4 separate regions of the Homo sapiens genome follow, and all the other regions are linked to region 3. A link is an interaction called in ENCODE POLR2A ChIA-PET data of the cell type or tissue named here. Cell type or tissue: GM12878. All regions are shown on one strand. Links, peaks and the distances in the headings refer to the core of each region. The heading gives the core; the rest is flanking DNA. Region 1 overlaps GATAD2B (GATA zinc finger domain containing 2B). Region 2 has its middle 34 kb from the start of S100A7. Region 3 overlaps INTS3 (integrator complex subunit 3). Region 4 holds the start of LOC124904423 (a long non-coding RNA gene).

Evidence for each region. Peaks named below come from ENCODE experiments on the same cell type or tissue, not always from the same donor. Only the 100,000 strongest peaks of a DNase experiment are listed, where the experiment ranks them.
Region 1: POLR2A ChIA-PET joins it to region 3 with 6 read pairs; 8 of 35 experiments call an interaction of 5 or more read pairs at or near these places.
Region 2: POLR2A ChIA-PET joins it to region 3 with 5 read pairs; 6 of 35 experiments call an interaction of 5 or more read pairs at or near these places.
Region 4: POLR2A ChIA-PET joins it to region 3 with 6 read pairs; 8 of 35 experiments call an interaction of 5 or more read pairs at or near these places.

Annotation. Positions count from the first base shown.
Region 1 is chr1:153,916,533-153,922,478 of GRCh38, reverse strand. All of the region lies in intron 1 of GATAD2B (GATA zinc finger domain containing 2B), which reads left to right. Among named protein-coding and RNA genes, the nearest start is that of GATAD2B, 3.5 kb to the left of the region's middle. In GM12878, for the core only: a CTCF peak has its summit at 2,037 (motif pointing right); no DNase peak of the experiment used is centred there; H3K4me3 peaks cover 1,381 bases; H3K27ac peaks cover 1,514 bases.
Region 2 is chr1:153,491,467-153,497,770 of GRCh38, reverse strand. No RefSeq gene overlaps it. Among named protein-coding and RNA genes, the nearest start is that of S100A7, 34 kb to the right of the region's middle. In GM12878, for the core only: a CTCF peak has its summit at 2,677 (motif pointing right); a DNase peak (open chromatin) is centred at 2,704.
Region 3 is chr1:153,730,032-153,734,031 of GRCh38, reverse strand. All of the region lies in intron 1 of INTS3 (integrator complex subunit 3), which reads right to left. Among named protein-coding and RNA genes, the nearest start is that of INTS3, 4.0 kb to the right of the region's middle. RefSeq lists an enhancer at 1-285. In GM12878, for the core only: no CTCF peak of the experiment used is centred there; a DNase peak (open chromatin) is centred at 1,661; H3K4me3 peaks cover 2,034 bases; H3K27ac peaks cover 3,489 bases.
Region 4 is chr1:153,527,871-153,534,174 of GRCh38, reverse strand. It overlaps LOC124904423 (a long non-coding RNA gene), which reads right to left and starts at 733. Exons shown (of 2, transcript XR_007066630.1): 1 at 254-733. RefSeq lists an enhancer at 148-442 and a cis regulatory region at 1,619-1,946. In GM12878, for the core only: no CTCF peak of the experiment used is centred there; no DNase peak of the experiment used is centred there.

The DNA.
Region 1 (5,946 bases), core at 1,905-5,904, 190 kb before region 3:
GCGCGCGCGACCCGGTCTTTCACTTCGGCCTCGCGCGCCCCCAGCTCGTGTCCCTTCATTTCGTCTCCTTGTACTCTTTCTCCCCTCCCTCACGCCCCGTTTCCCCCGCCATCCCCGCTTTCACTCCCTGCCTCATGCCCGCCATGCTCCCCTCCTTTCCTCTCTAGCGCGCCCCCCCCTTTTTTTTTTTAACTCTCTCCACCCCCAGTGGTGCCCTCAGGGTGCGGGGGCCGCTCCCTGCTCAGTCTTGTGTTTGCGGGCGGATGGGACGAATGGGGAATCTAAGGGTAAAGGAAGCACCAGATAATTATCTTTATTTAGGGAAAGGGATCAGGAGCGCATAACCTTACCCCTTTATTTCGTCGTCCACCGTTCGCTCGCCCTCCCGTAGGGGAAGAGAATTGTCTCAGGCTATGTGGGCACTTAGCTTCTACAGCGACTGGGCTTGTGGGACACACTGGATCTGTCTTCCAGTTCAGTTCCTGAGGGTCGGTGGAACTTACCCTTCCCTAACCACACCGGGACTTAGAGTACTTTTGGCCTCCCTGCTCTCAATTACATTGAGGAGCGAGCCACTCATGCGAGTGCAGAGGTTCAGGTGCCATTCGCGCGCCCGGTACAGCTTTCCCGTTTCATAAAGGTATGGTAGCCTCTTTGGATTCTTCCCCAGCATCAACTTCCAAACACAAGATGTTAGCTCATAGGGCTGGCAGTGAGGTGGAGATGGAGGCTTGGTGGTGGGTGGCATGTGGATGCTAACTGAGCTAGCTAGCAACCTTTTCTCTGTTGTCCCCTGGAAAATCAGGTAGCCTCCTGAGAACCAGTTTTCTCATTTCTGATAAATGCTTATTTGGGGGGCGTGTGTGTGTGCGTGTGTGTGTGTGTAAGAGAGAGAGAGAGATGGGGGGATACTTAATACATTTCAGCAGAGGCGAAGGATACTTAATATATTTCAGCAAAGGGCAAGAGCAGTGTTTTCAGGCCAGACTGCAAAAGAGGGATTTGGATTTGTAGCTGATGGAATTAAAACAGGTTTAACAGATCTGTGTTGGAGAAGAGCTGATGCTTTTGTAGTTTTTAGGACATTTTTTCTAAAAATTTATATTTTGAGTAGAAAAGCATGCATGTGGTTGTACAAAGTGAAAAGTAAGCTTCCTTCCCATCTCTGTCCTCCAGCCATCTAGTCTCCTTCCCCTCCTAGCACAGATGACTTTGATGTTTTCTGGCAGCAGCATGGTGCCTATATGTTGTTGGTGATTATCCTGTTTGGGAGTTTAGTGCTAACTTTATTGCTTTTCATTTGGTATGCTGACCTGAACTCTTCCTTGCAGTCTGATAACTTGGATTCTTATTTTGGTGCTGGAGCAGCCTTTCAAGTATTGTCCTAGAGTAGTATTTCTGTCAGTACTTAGTTGGGAAGGAGGCCACTTCTGGAGGTGCTATGGAGGAGTTCAGTATATTTTGAGGGAAGGCCCACACTTGTTGGATCGTGCTGCTTTTTTTGTGACGGATATCTAGTCCCTGGCCATTTGGGAATGGACTGGGTCAAGGATCGGATTCATATAAGCAGATAGCTTATATGAATAACTAGTTGATGGTAAGGCTGTCTTCACTTTTTAGGGGAATAGAGTTTTTTTAGTCCAGTGGCAGTGATAGTCATCATGGAACAAGGTAGAAAAGTACTAATCAGCAGGAATCAGAAGGCTGAATCTATAGGCTGAGTGACCCAGTTTGAGTAGAGGTGAGGCTTACAGACTTTTGTCCTGCCTATTATTCCTTACTTGAGAACACTCTCCATGAGGTGAGAGTGATTTGTAGTTGACAGCAGCATCCATCTTTATGACACTGTGGTTTGCCTTCCCTGACCGTATGTGATGTGTGTTAACTTCCTGTTTAGAGGCAGTCCCAGTAGGGTCTGAATATAGGCTGCACTCAAATACTTTTCTAGGAACAGTGTTAACCAGGTTCCCTGATCAGCCCTTCAAATCTAAATTCTGGCAGTAACTTTTACTGCTGTGCTTAGCATAGGGCCACAGGGTGGTGGCAGAGGGAAGTGTGAGGAATTTGTTCTGAGCCTCACAACCTTAAAGTACTTTCAAAAGCTTGTATGCTGTCCCCCATTTTGGGGTTTTGCCCCCTTCTCCCCTTTTTTTGCCAGACGGGCAAGGCTGGACCTCCAGGTTGAATTTTGGGGACCATTGTGTCAGTGAAGGTATCCTAATCATGTGTTGAGACCTCTGAATTCATCTCACCTTTAAGCAGTGAGTCTTGTGTGTTGCATGTAAAGCATTCCTCCTGTTTCAATTTACTGATTCTTCTTCCTTTCCTCCCCCACCCACCAAGCTGGAGGTGCATGTGGAGGAAAACAGCAGCTGTGCTGTCCTGATTTCTAGACTCTGGAGCATATTCCATGTTAGCCACCCCATTGGGAGTCATGCTGACAAGCAGCCCCTCTGCGCTTAACTTAGAAGGCTCATGTTGCTTGGCTCATTGAGAAAAGCCAACCAGCTTTGGTTGATTAAAACAACTGCTAGAGAAATCGTAAGATTTGAGCCATAACTGGGACTGAGGGACTTTCTTTTCCAGACCTTTGCAGTACTTAAAGCCCTGCATTATTACATATCAAGGCACAATAGCCAGACATTTTCTGAGGTAGTTTGGAGGGAAAGAAAAAGTAAAGACACACACCCAGATTGACTGTAAATCTAGTCCTGGCATAAAGCTGTCCACCTCTTGCTTGGGGAAAAAATCCAGTCTATCAGACAATACCACATAGAGTTGCAGTTCTCCTGCTTTTGGCTAAGCCTAGGAAAAGATATATAAGGAAGTTCAGTTTATGTTACAATGACTGGATTTTGTGGTGTATCTTCTATTAGCCATATTATTTGGTTTATCCTCAGTAGTCTCTGTGAAGCTTTTTCTGTAGGTCCTGTTTGGGGATTTTGGTGGCTCCAGAATCCTTGAAGCAGCAACCTCCTTTCTTTGTGTAGCAGTGATGAAAGCTTCTGAAGAATAGGTCTGATTTGAAACAGACCCCTCCTCATGTTCCATCTTTTACCTTCTCCCTTGTGGATATATGAAATATTCCTGTATAGCTTGAATTCATCCAGTAAGAAGGGAGTGTCCCAGGGTCATTAGGGCTTTTAACCTGTCTGAGGTATTTAGATGGTGGCTTGGTAATGTTTGCTGTCTCTCACAAAATCCCCCTTACCTTTGCCATTTACCTAGGTTGCCATCAGCTGGCAAGAAACTATCAACAGTTTTGGGTTATAGTACAAAAAGCAGCAGATTACTAAGAACACATCATTCGTTACTTTTGAGATATGAAGTGGTCAGATCCAGACCTCAAAGAATCATAGTAACTGCAGAAGCATCTTTGACAATGTGTGAACTTGTTATTAATAATAACTAGTAAACTGCTAAAGAAATTAAGGGAAATTATAGCAATTCCATATTCCTGAGCCATTCTCTTACTGTTTTTCACACCTGGCTAGTTCCATTTTATTTTATTTTATTTTATATTTTTTGAGATGGAGTTTTGCTCTTGTTGCCCAGGCTGGAGTGCAGTGGTGTGATCTCAGCTCAGTGCAACCTCTGCCTCCTGGGTTCAAGTGATTCTCCTGCCTCAACCTCCCAAGTAGCTGGGATTACAGTCACCTGTCACCATGCCTGGCTAATTTTTGTATTTTTAGTAGAGACGGTTTCACCATGTTGGCCAGGCTGGTCTCGAACTCCTGACCTCAGGTGATCTGCCCACCTCAGCCTCCCAAAGTGCTGGGATTACAGGCATGGAGCCATTGTGCCCGGCCTTAGTATCCATTTAAAAAAATAATTCAGGTTACTGTTACCTAAAGCTGAGAGTCGTACTTTAAATCTTTTGATCAAAGCTTTCTTCGGCTTGTCTCATTTCAAGGGAGGGTGGAATTTATAATCTTTAAAAATACATGCTGGAATGTTAGTAGGATTTAGATTAGACACCAGGATTAATAAATTCTCATTATAATTGTGAAGGATTGCAAATGTTAACTGAAAGACTTGTGCATCTCTTGCCCAGAGGATTTTTATAATGTTAGCATTTTTAGAGTATTTAAACTCAAACTTGCTGAAAGAGAGGGGATGAACTAATATGTGGCAGATTGGACTAGTGGAACACAGGTTGTGGAGAGCCTTGAAGTCCTGGGTTGAATTCTAGCTTTGTGATTTATTAGCTAACTGATTTTGGGTAATGCTACTAATTTTTGAATTCTCATTTCTTGCAGACAGAGTAATGCCAGTCCTTGCAATAGCCTTTAAGGCTTTACATGGTTTGCCCTCCCCAACCTCTTCCATTTTTGATCGGCTGTCATCTTCCCTCTTGCTCTCTCCATTCCAGCCACACTGACTTGCTCCTTGAATGCTGATCAGTCACACTCTATCTTAGAACCTTGGCAGGTTCCTAAGACCAAGTGATTCCTTCTAGTGGGAAAACAGCTAGGTTTCCCCACAGAGAATGGCTGATTGCCTCACCTCCTTAACGTCTTTGCTTAAATGTCACCTTTTTAATGAAGTCTTATCCTTCCTTTCTTTAAAATTGTATTGTCAGTTCCCATCCCTCATGCTTATCCTTGCCTGCTCTATTTTCTTTTTCATAGGACTTAACACTTTTATAATATATTTATTTGTTACATTTATTGCCTATTGGTTCTCTTTCTATGATGTAGGTCTTAGAAGGCATGGATTTGTTTTGGTAATTTGTTTAGTGCCTAGTACAGTGCCTGGCATGTAGTTAATAATAAATGTTTGTTGGCCGGGGTTGGTGGCTCATGCCTGTAATCCCAGCACTTTGGGAGGCTGAGGCGGGCGGATCACATGAGGTCAGGAGTTCGAGACCAGCCTAGCCAACATGGTGAAACCCCGTGTCTACTAAAAATACAAAAATTAGCTGGGCGTGGCAGTGGGCACCTGTAATCCCAGCTACTTGAGAGGCCGAGGCAGGAGAATAGCTTGAACCTGGGAGGTGGAGGTTGCAGTGAGTCGAGATTGCACCATTGCACTCCAGCCTGGGTGATAGCGTGAGACTCAGTTTCAAAAAAAAAAAAAGATATGTGGGGCATGGTGGCTCACACCTGAAATCCCAGCACTTTGGGAGGCCGAGGCGGGTGTATCATGAGGTCAGGAGTTCAAGACCAGCCTGGCCGAGATGGTGAAACCCCATCTCTACTAAAAATACAAAAATTAGCCAGACATGGTGGCAGTTGCCTGTAATCCCAGCTACTCGGGAGGCTGAGGCAGAGAATTGCTTGAACCCAGGAGGTGGAGGTTGCAGTGAGCTGAGATCGTGCCATTGCACTCCAGCCTGGGTGACAGCGTGTGACTCAGTTTCAAAAAAAAATAGGCCGGGTGCGGGGGCTCACACCTGTATTCCTAGTACTTTGGGAGGCCGAGGGGGGTAGATCACGAGGTCAGGAGTTCAAGACCCGCCTGGCCAAAATGGTGAAACCCCATCTCTACTAATAATACAAAAATTAGCCAGACATGGTGGTGGGCGCCTGTAATCCCAGCTACTCGGGGGGCTGAGGCAGAGAATAGCTTGAACCCGGGAGGCAGAGGTTGCAGTGAGCCGAGATTGTGCCACTGTGCTCTAGCCTGGTCAACAGAGTGAGACTCTCTCTCAAAAATAAATAAATAAACAAATAAAAGTTTGTTGATCCAATAGGAATAAAAATAACCTGTCATACTAATCTCATGTTTGTATGTAACAAAAGTATGAAATACAAGCATAAAATGTTTTGTGAACTTTAAAGCATAATGCAAATAATGATGAAATTATTGCCTTCCCGTTAAAATGGTAAAATACACTTGATTATTGAAAAAAACTTCATATATATTCAATATATTATCATTTCTCTCCTAAACTCCAGCCCTTTGTTTCCGGTTGTCTACTGTGAGCTAGACGTATCTATACCT
Region 2 (6,304 bases), core at 980-4,979, 240 kb after region 3:
AAGTCCAAGATCAAGGTGCCAGCAGATTCAGTGTCTGGTGAGAGTCGGCTTCCTGGTTCATAGATGGCAGTCTTTTCACTGTGTCCTCAAAGTGGAAGGAGTAAAGGGGCTCTCTGCAATGTCTTTTTATGGACACCAATCCCATTCATGAGGGCTTCACCTTCATGACCTAATCACCTCCCAGAGACCGCACCTACAAATACTATCATATTGGGGATTAGGTTTCCATATATGAATACTGGGGGCACAAACATTCAGTCTATAGCAAAAAGAAAAAAAGAATTTTATTGACATGCTAGGAATATTATTCTGTAAGAGACAAGAGGTTGTAACTCTGGATCATTACAGAAAGAAGTGTCATCTTAGCTTTGTAATAAACAATAATAATGTTGCCATAATAATGTAAACACTATTTTCTGGTTTTTGATTATTTTTAACAGATCTATAAACAAAGCCCAAAGACTTAATTATGATTCCAGAACAGAATGTCAGTGTTTTACATGACAGTGTTTACATGACAAGTAAAGTTGTAACTGACAGAAGGTGGGAGGAGGAAGGTGAGGAGGGAGGTTGGAGGGAAGCGGGGAGACACACATATCCTCTTCTAGTGTGGGGAGTTCAGAGGCACTGTCTGAAAACAAAGGGAGGCTTAGGCTTATTATTAAAAGTTACAAAGGTAGTCAAGAGAAGAACTAAAATTATAATATAACTATCAAAACTGGGGAGGAGAATAGAGAAGAGTTGGGAAGTAGAACAAAAGAGAGTTATATCCCTATCTTTCATTGTAGGCATTCCGCAGATAATGTTTAAAGGCAATGCATTAAGTAATAGAAACGTAAGCCACGTTATTAGAATGATGGGAGTACACTCAATAAGTGATGAGAAATTGTTAAAACGATTGATTCCTTTTGAGGAGAGGGACTGCAGGTAAGGCAGGGAATACTAATTTTATTATTTTTATTTTTTAATTGTTATTATTATTATTTATTATTTTTATTTTTTATTTTACTTTAAGTTCTGGGATACCTGTGCAGAGTGTGCAGGTTTGTTACATAGGTGTACATGTGCCATGGTGGTTTGCTGCACCTATCAACCTGTCATCTAGGTTTTAAGCCCCACATGCTATTAGGTATTTGTCCTAATGCTCTCCCTGCCCTTGTCCCCTACCCTCTGACTGGCCCGGGTTTGTGATGTTCCCCTCCCTGTGTCCATGTGTTCTCATTGTTCGACTCCCATTTATGAGTGAAAACATGCAGTGTTTGGTTTTCCATTCCTGTGTTAGCTTGCTGAGATTGATGGCTTCCAGCTTCATCCATGTCCCTGCAGAGACATGAACTCATTCCTTTTTATGGCTGCATAGTGGGAATACCAATTTTTTATTATAAATTTTTTTGAACTATTTGACTTTAAAAAAGCTATGTACATGCGTTAATTAGATAAAAATATAAAAATAATGGAAGATGCATTATAACATAAAAAACAAAATAATTTGGAACATAATGGATAGTTCTTATTTTCTAATTTACATGCTTTCGTATAGTCTGCGTTTTCTGTAATGAGGATGGGTTACTTTTTATCATTAATAAATGAAAATAAGATAAGAAAAAGAAAAATTAACAACGACTTCTTAATTCTCAGACCATCAGCTCTAACAGGGCAAGAATCCTGTCTGTCTTATCTTTGTTTTTCCAGTGCCCAGGGCAGCCTGGCCCCAGCAGGTGCTGAATGGATTGAATGCAGGAAGATAGACCCTGGGAGAGAAGCATTTGGGGGCAAGGGAGGCAGAGGTGGGCTTCACCTCATCTGAGTTGGCTGGAGTGTTGCCCCTTCCCTGGTGGCCTCTCAGAGCTTCCCCGCTCCAGAGTGCTCCGAGGCTTGGATCGTCTGAGCTGGGTTTGGGGCCTTAGTTCTTGCTAAAGATTCCTAGTGTTCACATCTGCCTTGGCCTGTGCTGTCACCCCTGCTGTTGTCTGGGGAGCCCAGAGGTTGTAGGATGAGGTGATGGGGTGGGCGTGGGGTGAGGCACGGGCCACTGGGGTAATACCTGCCATGGGTCCTGGGGAGGGATGAGGTCACAGCCTGCTGTTCTGAGAGGCGGGTGGGGAAGCCAGGCCAGCAGGCAAAGAGAATCTTATGTGTTCTGCATTTTAAGGATAGGATAATCTCTGGGAAAAATCCAACATACTTTGGGAGTGGATCCTCTTTGTCTCAGGGCAGTTCAGAGCAGGTGTGACCCCAAGCAAATGTCCCCTGGGGCCAGCCTGTCCTCCCCAGCTGGGTGTTCACCTACCATGCTCGCCCTTGCTTGTTGTTGCTTTGCTCCAGTAGCTTTCCCTCAGCTGGCCCGAGGGACTCAGAATGAGAGCCTGTGGCCCTAACCAAAGAGTGACCTCTAGGGAGCTCTTATTTCAGGGGAAGACCACTCATGACCACAGGAGCTCCTAGTCTCACGGTAAGGATAGGGCATCACCATAGCTTCTCCCTGCGTGGGTCAGAGTGACCCCAAAACTGATCCCCCCTCTTTCACCTCCAGTCTGATGGCAAGAAGTCAATGATGTGTCCCCTGGCCTCCTGGGAGCAGTGGTTGGGTGAGGGGTGACATCAGTACTCTTAATTTAGAAAGTGGGTGGGACCAGGGGAAGGGTCTCGTAATAGACCTAGGCCATTGCCAAGATTGGCCAGCAGGGGGCGGAGTAGACCTTAGCAGGAGAGGGCAGGCAGAGGAAGGAGGGAAAAGGGAGGAGATGGTTTGATGGAAAGGGCTCTCAGAAGGAAGGTGGGGAGGGGCTTGGTGGGAGCTGGGAAGGTGCCATCCTGCTTCATACCTTGGCTTTGGCAGGGGAGGTCTGCATGGTCTTCTTGAGGAGAGAGAAAATAATTACAGAGACACTGGAATGGTTGAGCTGCAGAATTTACCAAACCAGGGACCTCTTATGTCTAGGTTCTCATTATATGAAATAATAATCCTCTATTTATAATCCACTTTAAATCAATTAATGTATTTTTTTTGCAATCAAAAGGCTCCCAACTGTTGCAAATTTCCTTTTCCAAGACTAATTAGGGAGGGACACTCAATCTCCAGCTCCCCTCTTTGTTGCTGAAATCAGACATCATCCATGCCAAGGTTCTGCTCACCAGAAGCTCAGCCCCTAGCAAGCAGGACCTGCCTAGGGGTGGGGGGGTTGACTTTTCCTTTGCCTCCATGCCCCTTAGTGGCACTTGGTTTTGAGGAAGACTCTCCTCCTCTGCTGCACTCTGAATTTTCTCTAACCTCAGGAAAATCTAGTGGCTTTCCTTTTTAGATGGAAATGATGCTTCACTGAGAATCTCCCATCCTGATATTTAACAACATCATCTACATTCATGAATGTGTTGATGTTTTCCATCTGTGTTGTTTTGTGTTGGGTGGAAATTGAGATAAGGGTTGAATTTTGCATGTGGCTCAAGGTATAGGCCAGATATTTCATGCATGAATACAGGTTCCATAGGCAGAAATGAGCACCAGAATATACAGACTCCTGTAATTTGTGGGAATCTTGGCGAGGGCTTTGGACATATTCGGGGGGTGCAGGGTGGAATCAGGGCAGGGTGGTGGTAGTTACGAACAGAGAGGCCCCTGCTGACATGTAGGCATCAAATGCAGTTCAGAATTTTTAATTTATAGATTCTAGTAGAGAAGACTATATAAAGATTTCTATTTTGGAGGTAGATGTAGAAAAGCTTGAAGTGGCCAGAGATAGTGTTTGTGGTGCAGATAGCAGAGATGATACCCTAAGACCTGTGAAAGCAGTCACAAAAAGCTGCGCTTTGTTTGTTAAAGATGTTAGCTGTGGTTTATGAGATGTGCTGCTTTGGATGATGGAAGATTAAGCCTGTGTTGGCATGGTGATGGAAAACATGTTGTTCACAAATAAAGTCTTTGTGAACATGTCCTTCTTTGATTCAGAATTGAGGCAGGCAGAGCCTGCTCCCATGGGCTGAGAATTTGCAAGCCAGGGTGGCCTCACCAGCTATTTGCTCTGGGGCCATGACCTCAAGAGTAGGGTCCTGGTTTTCGTTACACGAAACAAACATTTATGGTAGCCAAATGATGATGATTGTGTAATTACAAGACTGGATAAAGTGATGGAGGAAATACAATCTCAAGCATTTGTGGAAGGTAGAGGGCAGAAGGGTTGTTGTGGTTAGGGAGGCTTCACAGAGCAAGCAGGACTTGACAGGACTTGATCTGGGCTCGGAAGGTGGCCACCGTGAGACCTGTCAGACTGGAGCAGACTGTGCTACAGCTCCTGGGGAGGAACATGCCTGGGGTGGGCCGTGGAGGGCCTCACACGCAAGGGCTGGAGGGGTTAGAATTGGTATGCTGATTTAATAAAGAGGAGGAAGTCACAGAAGGAAGAAGTCACATACCTGGATATTTAGAAAATAGTAGAGGGGGCTGGGCGTGGTGGCTCCCGCCTGTAATCCCGGCACTTTAGGCCAAGATGGGCAGATCACCTGAGGTCAGGAGTTCCAGAGAAGCCTGAACAACGTGATGAAACCCTGTCTCTACTAAAAATACAAAAATTAGCTGGGTGTGGTGGCCTGTGCCTGTAGTCCCAGCTGCTGGGGAGGCTGAGGCAGGAGAATTGCTTGAACCTGGGGAGCAGAAGTTGCAGCGAGCCGAGATTGCACCACTGCACTTCAGCCTGGGCGACAGAGCAAAACTCCATTTCAAAAGAAAAAAAAAAAAAGAGAGAAAATAGTAGAGGTGTCACGCCAAGCTGCATCAGTGGAAAAAGCCAAGTGGAATAACTCAAGCATCATTTTTCTCACCCCCAAACTTCTCATGGGGGTTTCATTATCTGATTCCATCTTCCGTTTTCCATATATTTGCTCAATCCCTTCTTTTCCTAGTGATACAGGCAGGAGGCAGGAGTTCAGCCCAAGTGGACCCCTTGGCCAGAGAGTGTCTGGTTGGGACTTATGGATTATGTCCAATTTCTGGGTGGCAACAGAGAGGGTGGCTGGAGATTGAGTGTCCCTTCATTATTCTTGGAATAGGAAATTCTGAGAATATTGGAATAGGAATTCCAAGAATATTATTCTTGGAATAGGAATAGTCTTGGAAAAGGAAATTTGTACCATTTGAGATCCTTCCAGTTGTAAACAAATAAAATAACTGGTTTAAAGTGGATTATAAATATAAGTTTATTATCTCATATAATAAGAAATCTAGAGATAAGAGATCCCTGCAGCTCAACCATTCCAGTTTCACGGTAATTCTTTTCTCTCTTCTTGAGAAGCAATAAGCACAGCTCCTTCCATGACAATGTCCAAAGTAAATAGGGGTGGGCGCAGTGGTTCATGCCTGTAATCCCAGTACTTTGGGAGGCCAAGGCAGGTGGATTGCTTGAGATCAGGAGTTCGAGACCAGCCTGACTAACATGGTGAGACCCTGTCTCTACTAAAAATACAAAAAATTAGCTGGGCATGGTGGTGCATGCCTGTAGTCCTAGCTACTCAGGGGGCTGAGGCAGGAGAATTGCTTGAACTCGGGGGGAGGAGGTTGCAGTGAGCCAAGATGGCGCCACTGCACTCCAGCCTGGGCAACAGAGCAGGACTCTGTCTCAAAAAAAACCAACCAAACCAAAACAAACCAAAACAAAACAAAAACCAAAACAAAGTAAATAGGGAGTGCAGGGAACTTTTTTTTTTCTCCCAAAACTTTTTTTTTTTGTTTTTTTGGAGAAAGGCAGAAAATCTTTCTCATAAACTCTCCAGAAGACATCTCCTTCATATCACCAGCCAGAACTAGGTCCCATCTAGGCCACTTCTAGAGGCACAGGAGGCTTGGAGACCAAGTCTTTGGCATTGTTGGCCTTTGTTGTGGAAGGTGTGGTCTGCCAGCAAGAAGGAAGGAGAGGGGACTGGTGGATGGTTGGTGACCAGCAGTGACTACTGCAAACCCAAGGAACAGAGGAGTGGCAGAATTACTGCAGAGGGGAGGCAAGAAGACCAAGTCCTTGGGGTTTGCAGGGAAAGAGGAGGCAAGCTCTTGTGTTTAAGAATACCTGTGTGGTGGGTTCAAGGTGCACTGTAGATTGAGTGCTTTGGCTTTGTGTGAGGGACACCCCACGGCACCTGTGCTAGAGTTTACTTAGACGGCGAGACCAAAGCCACCTCAGTCTCTGTTTTTCCTCCTGTAGTTTCAACCACGAGGATTCACCTTGAATTCACAGAGTGGAGGCTGGCATTGTCTCCTGGGCAACATATTCCTCCTTCCTCTATGAGGAAAAACTCCCCAGAGGCCGGACACTCCTGG
Region 3 (4,000 bases), core at 1-4,000:
GGGGGGAAGGCCTTTCTCTTTCCCAGTATATACCCAAAGCTGGAGACTCAAGCTGGAGGAACCCCTCTAACCTTTCCATTTCCCCTCCCTCAGCCAGGTGGATATAGAGTCTGGTAAAAAGCATACAGTGGCTGGGTGTGGTGGCTCACGCCTGTAGTCCCAACACTCTGGGAGGCTGAGGGGGGCGAATCACGAGGTTAGGAGATCGAGAGCAGCCTGGCCAACATGGTGAAACCCCATCTCTACTAAAAATACAAGAATCAGCCGGGTGTGGTGGCGCACACTTGTAGTCCCAGCTACTCGGGAGGCTGAGGCAGGAGAATCGCTTGAACCCGGGAGGCGAAGGTTGCAGGGAGCTGTCGCGCCACTGCACTCCAGCCTGGGTGACGGAGCGAGAATCCATCTCCCCACAAAAAAAAGCATACAGTAAATACTGCTCCCTATGGGAAGTGGCCTTAAACACCAAATTCCCCATCTTCAGAAAAGGAAGATACAATCTAACTCATAAAATCCCCAAGGACAGCTGGGTGCGGTGGCTCACGCCTGTAATCCCAGCACTTTGGGAAGCTGAGGCAGGAAGATCACGAGGTCACGACTTCGAGAGCAGCCTGGACAACATGGTGAAACCCCATCTCTACTAAAAATACAAAAATTAGCTGGGCGTGGTGGTGCACACCTGCAGTCCCAGCTACTTGGGAGGCTGAGGCAGGAGAATCGCTTGAACCCAGGGGGCGGAGGTTGCAGTGAGCCGAGATCGCACCACTACACTCCAGCCTGGGAGACAGAGCAAGACTGCATCTGCAAAAAAAAAAAAAAAAAAAAAAAAAAAAAAAAGCATTCGGTAAATACTGCTCCCTATGGGAAGTCAGTGGCCTTAAAAGACTAAATTCTGGCCCGGCACGGTGGCTCATTCCTGTAATCCCAGCACTTTAGGAGGCCGAGGTAGGTGGATCATGAGGTCAGGAGTTCGAGACCAGCCTAACATGGTGTACGAGGTCAGGAGTTCAAGACCAGCCTGACCAACATGGTGAAACCCTGTCTCTACTAAAAATACAAAAAAATTAGCCGGGCATGGTGGTGCGTGCCTTTACTCCTAGCTACTCAGGAGGCTGAGGCAGGAAAATCGCTTGAATCTGGGAAGTGCAGGTTGCAGTGAGCCGAGATGATGCCACTGCACTCCAGTCTGGGCAACACAGTGAGACTCCATCTCAAAAAAAAAAAAAGACTAAATTCCTCATTTTCAGAAAAGGAATATACAATCTAACTCATAAAATCCCCAAGGATGGCCAGGCACAGTGACTCACGCCTGTAATCCCAGCACTTTCGGAGGCCGAGGCAGGTGGATCACCTGAGTTCAGGAATTTGAGACCAGCCTAGCCAATGTGGTGAAACCCCGTCTCTACTAAAAATGCAAAAAAAGTAGCTGGGTGTGGTGGTGGGCTTCCGTAATCCCAGCTACTTGGGAGGCTGACGCAGGAGAATCGCTTGAACACAGGAGGCAGAGGTTTCAGTTAGCTGAGATCACGCCATTGCACTACAGCCTGGGTAACAAGAGGGAAACTCCGTTTAAAAAAAAAAAAAAAATCCCCAAGGACTCACGTAGGTGAGGAGTTATTGAACAAGCTGCGTTCAAAGTATTCCACAACCATGAGTCACTGGTATATGAAATTATGATTTGTAAGGGGACAAAAACTAGAAGTGACTCAAAGCCCAGTCCCTGGAGACTCCTCACATATGTATATGAATTATTCCTTGGGGAAAACCAGGTAGAGACATACCTCTAACCAAATGCAACCCTGAGACCTATCCAGCGCTTAAGAGGAAGCTCTGGCCAGGCTCGGTGGCTCATGCCTGTAATCCCAGCAATTTGGAAGGCCAAGGCAGGTGGATCACCTGAGGTCAGGAGTTCGAGACCAGCCTGGCCAACATGGTGAAACCCATCTCTACTAAAAATACAAAAATTAGCCAGGAGTGGTAGTGCCTGTAATCCCAGCTACTCTGGAGGCTGAGGCAGGAGAATCGCTTGAACCCGGGAGGCAGAGGTTGCAGTGAGCCAAGATCGCGCCACTGCACTCCAGCCTGGGCGACAGAGGGAGACTCTGTCTCAAAAAAAAAAAAAAAAAAAAAAAAGTTAAAAAAAGACGCGGGGCCAGGTGCGGTGGCTCAAGTCTGTAATCCCAGCACTTTGGGAGGCCGAGGTGGGCGGATCATGAGGTCAGGAGATAGAGACCATCCTGGCTAACATGGTGAAACCCTGTCTCTACTAAAAATGCAAAAAATTAGCCGGGCGTGGTGGCAGGCGCCTGTAGTCTCAGCTACTCGGGAGGCTGAGGCAGGAGAATGGTGTGAACCCGGGAGGCAGAGCTTGCAGTGAGCCAAGATCCCACCACTGCACCACTCCAGCCTGGGCGACAGAGTGAGACTCCATCTCAAAAAAAAAAAAAAAAAAAAAGAGGACGCTCTTGGGCCTCCCACTTTCAGCCTGATTTAAAAGTGATTGGTCCCTCTTTGGCAGAAGAAAAACCAGGAGCTACCAAGGCTCATGAGATTAGGAACTACATGTTCTAAACTCCTTCAATCTCTGGCACTATTTTTATCTCATTCCCTCCCCAAATTGGGATGGGAATGGGCAAGAAGACTTCCGCCTTCAAAGGGAAAAACAGGGCCAAAGAGAAGAAAGGATATACCAAATGTTCCCTAGGGTAGTAGAGTTAAGAGTTCCTGCCTGGGATGCTCTTGACCAGTGCTTCCTACTCCAAATCTCTAAAGGTCTTTCCTAATCACACCCAATTATAATGACCTGTCTCTTCACTACTCTAACTAGTTTCTTTTGTTTATTGTTTTTGTTTTTTTACCTTCTTGTGGGCGTGTTAAATGAAGCCATTAGATGATAAGCTTCGAAAGGCAGACCTTGGATGTCCTCCAACCTGTTTTCCTATCAGACCCAGCACACAGTAAGCATATATGGTCAGGAAACTACCTCTGTGTTCCTGGGCAATAGGTAGGTCTGTGATGGGAAAATAACCAAGCCAGAACAAGCAGAGGTCAGTCGATCAACACCAAGTTTTCATAACTTCTGTGTGCAGAGATCTGTGGGGAGACCCAGAGGAAGAAGCCAGTAAGTCTTGCCCTTAGAGACCCTCTGGTCTAGTGGGGATAACCGAACCACACACATTGGGAAAAAAATAGTGTGGCAAGTCTTGCTAGAAAATTCAAATGCAAAGGACAAAGGGCAAAGAAGGGGGAGCTTGAGACATACTGGGAAACATCCACATTATGGAGATCAGAAAAAAAGAAAGACCCTCCCTCCCCCTTTTCCCTGGAAACAGTTGGAAGTTCACTCTCAGTATAAAAAAAGCCAGAAAATGCATGCTTCCCCTCTTCGATGGTCCCCTCCTGCTGCATCATTTCATTTAGTAGCAAACACGTCACTGCTCAGAAGAACAGGATGCTGTACTATTCAGTGAATTGAATTAAAGCAGAGACACAATGACGCCTCTAAGAATCAGGGTGGGGATTTCAACCCCTGGGTCTTTTGCCCTCCACTCAAACTGATGGAGGGATCAAAGGCAGTCCATTATTGACTTTCTATACTTCTAGAGCTCCAGTGTTAGTACACAGGGATCAAGAAATGTTTTGACAATGACAGTGGCCATTTCTTAAAAAGTAAATAATTCCAATTGCCAGGCAGTCCTAAAGTCATTCTCACCTGTTTTGGGAATACATTGTTCACATTCATAATTATATCTACCTTAGCTGATAACTACAGACAGCAGAAAACAAACTGATTTACCTGAATGCCCACAGAATTATGAGGGAAAAGCATGACGGGAAGGCAGACTGCAAGTAGACATTTGCTGGTGGAAAATCCACAAAGTTACTATCCAGCCACTTCTTGATTCACAAAGTTCATTTTGGCATGTATGTTCTACCATCTTGTATCTGACCCATTTTTTCAAATCTAAATTCTGAATTTCACCTGTCTGCCTGCCCACCCTCT
Region 4 (6,304 bases), core at 1,055-5,054, 200 kb after region 3:
ATCTGAGATGCCTGAGGCTTGGCTCAGGGAGTTTCCTACACCAGTGAGGACGCTGTGTGACTGAGTCTACTGCGGCTGCCCAGGTCCCAGGTGGAGTGGGGGAGGCACACTCTTGGAGTGTGTCCCTGCATTCAGGGTGAGGGCTTTTTGTTGGAACGGTGGTCTGAGGAGCTGGCAGCTGCACCAACACGTGAACCACGGGGTGTTCAGTAATGGGGCGGGGTATCCCTGCAGCCTCAGCGTAATGACTCACCCGGCACTTCCACGGGATCCCAGCCTGGATCTCAGCCCCCATCAGAGAAGATGACTAATTGAATCATTGTCCATCATCTGGATTAGTGTTTTCAGGCAGAAGGGAAGAGGATAAGGAGGGTAAACGCTGTTTCCGGGTGATGCCACATCATTCAGCCTCTCTAGGCCTAGTCCGAGCTGGGCAAGTTTACCTCTAGCTTCTGGGGAAGAGATCTTGACTTTAGATGGAGACCACATCCTTCTTTCCCTCTCACCTCCCCACTTCCCTTGGGGGTCCAACTTTGTGGAATTAAGTTGTCTTCTGTCCCCACTGGGTGGGGATTGGTAAACAGCTGGGAGATGCACCTTCTTGGAGGCCCTCCTTCTCTATTGCCTCCCCTGCCCTGCAGGGAGAAGTCGCGCTGTTGGTTGCAAGAGACCGGGGGCCGAATTCCCTCTCTGCACAGCCGTGCCCAAGCCTTGGCTCTATTCAGCTCCCTCTGGAAAAGTACGCGCTCCCTAACCCCTCCCGCGCCCCTCTAGGTTCCCGCCCTACACCCCTTTCCTCCCCCTTTCTTCCAGTCCCTCTCCGCCTGCCTTCCAGTGGCTGACAACTTGGGGTTCGGAGCGAGCGCCCTCCTGTGGACAGAGAGCAGGGCGCTGCGGGGACAGTCGGGTTGGTTTTCTTGAGCCTCTGGCAGGGGCCCGCCGTGGGGCTGTGGCCTGGCAGTCAGGGGAGTCCTTAGGAAGAGGAAGACAGAATAGGGCGCCCCGGGAATGTCAGGGTAGGGGGATCCTTTAGCTCCCGGCAATCAGCCCTAGAATTAAGCAACTCAGCTTCACAATTGACACACCTACAATAAGCAAGTCCATGAGGGAAAGGCGGTCCCTTTGTAAAGACAAATGGAATCGGAACCCTGCGCCTCCCCTCCCCAACCTGCAGGGCTAGAAGACCTTCGTACAAATCAATGCTCCCTGAGGAGAGGGAAGAGGAGTTTCAGTGACAGGAAGCCCGCTGCTGCGGGGAGGGGATGCTCAGGCAAGGCCGTCTGCCGGGCGTTCCTGGGGAGCTCTGGTGGGTGGGCAGGCCACCGGTGCAGGAGAATCAACACAGGTGCACAGTCCATCTGCTCAGTAAACAGGCGTGTCCTTTCGTTTCTGCTTCTCCACAGTGGTGGAGGGGAAAGGGAACATGAATTTCAAGAATAAAACAAAAAACAAAACAAACAGCAAATCTTTAGGGGTATAATTTTTTAGGTTTTTTTTTTTTTTCTCGCAGGATAGGGGAGGGAAGCAGCATTTACAATGGAATATGGTAGGTGCAGCAGTCAAATGGTGGAATTGGGTGTGGAGAGGTGCATAGACTGGACGTTTTATTGCTCCGACCAATTTAAAGTTGGAATTGAATCCTTTCAGCTCACTGTTGAGTATGGTGTGGGCTTACAGGATGGGGAAAAGTTAGGATGTGAGCTGAGGGCTTCATGAGAGGTCACTTTGCTTCTCTGAAGGTTGAGCAGTGGGAGTGGCTCTAGTCTCTCCACTTCCTTCAGTTGAGGTCCTCCCATTACTGACATTAATCCTACAATCTAATCACCCTAACATTGGTGAAGCTGCAACAGCAGCACCACAGACCATCTCTGTAAACTGGGGCAGGCCCCAGTTAGGGGGTTTAGGACTGAGTCACAGGAAGTAGCTCTCTGTTTTTTGCCAAGCAAAAAGGAAATTGTCAAGAATAATGCCACCACCTTTGTATAGGACCACATTTTTATAGCAGCTTCATTTTTGTGAGGCACCTATCATAGCCATTGCCTCTTGTCATCTTAGAAGATTTGTGTGTAGTATGTATTATTTTATTTTAATTTTTTAGAGACTGTCTCTCTCTGTTGCCCAGGATAGAGTGCAGTGACACTATCATAGCTCACTGCAGCCTCCAACTCCTGGGCTCAAGTGATCCTCTCACCTCAGCCTCCCGAGTATCTAGGACTACAGGTGTACACCAACATGTCTGGCTAATTTATTTTTTGTAGAGATGAGGTCTTGCTGTTTTGCTCAAGCTGGGCTTGAATTCCTGACCTCAAGTGATCCTCCCCACTTGGCCTCCCAAAGTGCTGGGATTAAGGTGTGAGCCATGTGAGCCGCTGTGCTCAGCCTGTGTAGTATATATGATTAACCCCACTGGACAAGTGACAAGAGGGAGCTACAGGGAAGCCATTGCCTCTACCCAGGTCAGACTGTAAGTTAAGAGGGAGCTGCGAGCAGAGCTGAGTTCTCCTGATTCCAGGCCAGCTCATTAGTGCCTGTCTCATGACATTCTTTGACCATTTCTTCCTTATCTTTTTCTCTTAAATGTTTTAATTAGATATTGGGAATACATAAAACTGTTTATAGACTAAATCTAAGATATAAGAACAATGACACAAAATCCACCCAGTATAACAAGTGAACATTACCATCACCTTCTAATTCCCTAACTTGTCTTCCCCATCCCATTTTCTTCCCTCTCAGTGGGACCGCTGTCTGGTAATACTATTTGTCATTTCCTTTCTTAATAATTTTTACTACATGTATTTTCATCTCTAAATGATATATGGGTTTACATTATTGTGAGTTTTATGTAAATGGAATAATGCCATGTGCATTCTTCTGTTACTGGCTGTTTTTCACTCAACGTTATGTTTGAGATTTATCCAAGTTGCTCTAGTTTGCTAGTTTTCACTGCTATGTAAGAGTTCATCATATGACTATAACATTATTTATCCTGACTATTGCTAATTATCATTTTGGATTATTTCTATTTTCCCCATTACAAACAGTGCTTCTGTGACCATTCCTGTAGATATCTCCTAGGATACGTACCAGAGTTGCTGGAGGTTTGCACCTATGAGTGGAATTGCTGGTGTGTAGAGTACTCACTTTCATTTTTACTAGAAAATGCCACCTTGTTTTTCAAGGTTATTGTACTAATTTGTACTCATAACAGCTTTGCATGTTCCATTTATTCCACATCCTTATTTTTTGTTGGGCTAAGTTTTTTTGGTGCCCAGTATGAAATGTTAACTGATTTTTAAAATTTGTATTTCCAGGATTACTGATGATTCTGAGCATCTTTTCTTTTCTTTTTCTTTTTTTTTTTTTTTTAAGTATAGACGGGGTTTCACCGTCTTAGCCAGCACGGTCTCAACCTCCTGACCTCATGATCCGCCCTCCTTGGCCTCCCAAAGTGCTGGGATTACAGGCGTGAGCCACTGTGCCCGGCCAAGCACTTTTTCATATGTTTATTGGCCATAAGTTTCTCTTTCTGTGAAGTTTCTGGTCAAGATTTTTGCTCTTGTCCTTATATATGTTGCAAATGTCATCTAGTTTGTGGCTTGTTTTTGCACTCTTTTAAGGATTGAAAATTAAGAAGGTATCAATTTGCTTTTTTTCTTTTTGAGACAGAGTCTTGCTCTGTTGCCCAGGCTGGAATGCAGTAGTGCAATCTTGGCTCACTGCAACCTCCACCTCCCAGGGTCAAGCAATCCTCCCACCTCAGCCTCCTGAGTTGCTGGGACTATAGGTGTGTGTCACCATGCCTGCCTAATTTTTTTTAATTTTTTTGTAGAGATGAGGTCTCACTATGTTGCCCAGGCTGGTCTCAAAATCCTGGGCTCAAATGATCCTCACATCTCAACCTCCCAAAGTTTTGAGCTTGCAGGTGTGAGCCATCCTGCCCCACCTGGATTTTTTAAATGTCTTTAAATAACATGTTATCATTTTCACCAAGTGTATACTTAATTGTACAATTTATTGACATTGTTGCAAATGCCATATTTTTGTTTATGAAAAAGCCAACCTCTGTAACATATATGTATATATTTTTTGTATTTTATTTTTAATTATTATTATTTTTAAAAAGAGATGAGGTCTCACTGTGTTGTCCAGGCTAGTCTTGAACTCTTGGGCTCAAGCAATCCTTCCACCTCAGCCTCCCAAAGTGCTGGGATTACAGGCATGAGCCACCATGCCTGGCTTATAAAATATTTAAAGAGATTTATTCTGAGCCACATGTGAAGACCATGACCCATGACACAGCCTCAGGAGGTCCTGAGACCATGTGACCAAGGTGGTTGGGTTATAGCTTGATTTTATACATTCTAGGGTGACAGAAGTTACAGGCAAACATCAACACATTAAGGTATACATTGATTTGGTCTGGAAAGATGGGACATCTCAAAGTGAAGACTTACACGTCATAGGTGAATTAAAATAATTTCTGATTGGCAATTGATTGAAAGAGTTAAATTATTACCTGAAGACCCAGAATCAATAGAAAGGAGGGTCTGGGTTAAGATAAAGGATTGTGGAGACTAAAGTTCTTATTATGTAGATGAAGTCTCATAGGCGGCCACCCTTAGAGGCAATAGATGGCAAATATTTCCTATTCAGATGTTTAAAAGGTGCTAGACTCTCAGCTAATCTCTTCTATTTTTTTCATGTGCAACATGATTTTTTATTGATGCATAATAGCGGTACATATTTATGGGGTACGTGTGATATTTTGATACAAGCATACCATATGTAATGATCAAATCAGGGTAATTGGGTATCCATCACCTCAAACATTTACCATTTCTTTGTGTTGGGAACATTCCATATCTTTTTTTCTAGCTGTTCTGAAATTTGCTATACGTTCTTTTAACTAAAGGTCCCTTGCTGTGTTATGGAACACTGGAATTTGTTCCTTCTGTTTAACTGTATTTTTGTACCTATTAACCAACTTCTCTTTATCCTCCCCCGTCCTCTACCCTTCCCAGCCTGTGGGAATCACCATCCTACTCTCTGCCTTTATGAGATTTACTTTTTTATCTCCCATATATGAGTGAGAACATTTGATGTTTGTATTTCTGTATCGTGCTGCAAGTGAAAGGATTTCATTCTTTTTTTGTGAATGACTAGTATCCCATTGTGTATATATACTGCATTTCCTTTATTCATTCATCCATTAATGGACACTTAGGCTGATTCCATATCTCGACTATTATAAATAGTGCTGTAATAAACATGAGGATGTAAATATCCCTTTGATATACTGATTTTCTTTCCTTTTGATATATTACCAGCAGTGGGATTGCTGAATCGTATGACAGATCTATTTTCACTTTATTGAGAAACCGCCATACTGTTCTCCATTGTGACTGTACTAATTTACATTCCCACCAAGAATAGACTAGTGTTCTCTCTTCTGCACATCCTTGCCAGCATCTGTTATTTTCTGTCTTTTTGATAATAGATATTTTATTGATACCCTATTTTAACTGAGATGAGATATCTCATTATGGTTTTGATTTGCATTTTCCTGATGATTAGTGATGCTGAACATTTTTTCATATACTTCTTGGCCATTTGTATGTCTTTAAAAAAATTTTAAACAATTTTATTGAGGTATATATCTATATCTATATATCTATATATATTTTTTAGATGGATTCTCACTTTGTCACCCAGGCTGGAGTACAGTGGCCTGATCTCAGCTCACCGCAACCTCCAACCTCCTGGGTTCAAGTGATTCTCCTGCCTCAGCCTCCCAAGTAGCTGGGATTACAGGTGCCCGTCACCAAAAATTAGTCGCCTGGCTAATTTTTGTATTTTTAGTAGAGACAGGGTTTCGCCATGTTGGCCAGGCTGGTCTTAAATTCCTGATCTCAAGTGATCTGCCCGCCTTGGCCTCCCAAAATGTTGGGATTACAGGCGTGAGCCTTCTAGCCACTGCACGGAGTGGTGGCAGCACCCTACCACCCTTGTTTATTTCCCATTAGGGAGAGCCTTAGCACCCCAGACCTACACGGTTTGGGACAAATTCATCCCCTTTCACAACTCACCAGTTAAGGTGAGATCTTTTCAGCTGGAGAAGAGAGCCCCTTTAGCTCACGGCCATCAGGGGTTAGGATTCCTTCCCAGGGGCCCTTTGGTTTCCAGGGCAGTCCTGTTTCCACTGGCTGAGCTTGTGGCAGAGGTGCTAAGCCATACAGGGCTTTTTCCCATTTATTTTATCGGGGCACTTTGTCTTTTATCGGCCTGGCCTTCTGCACTGATG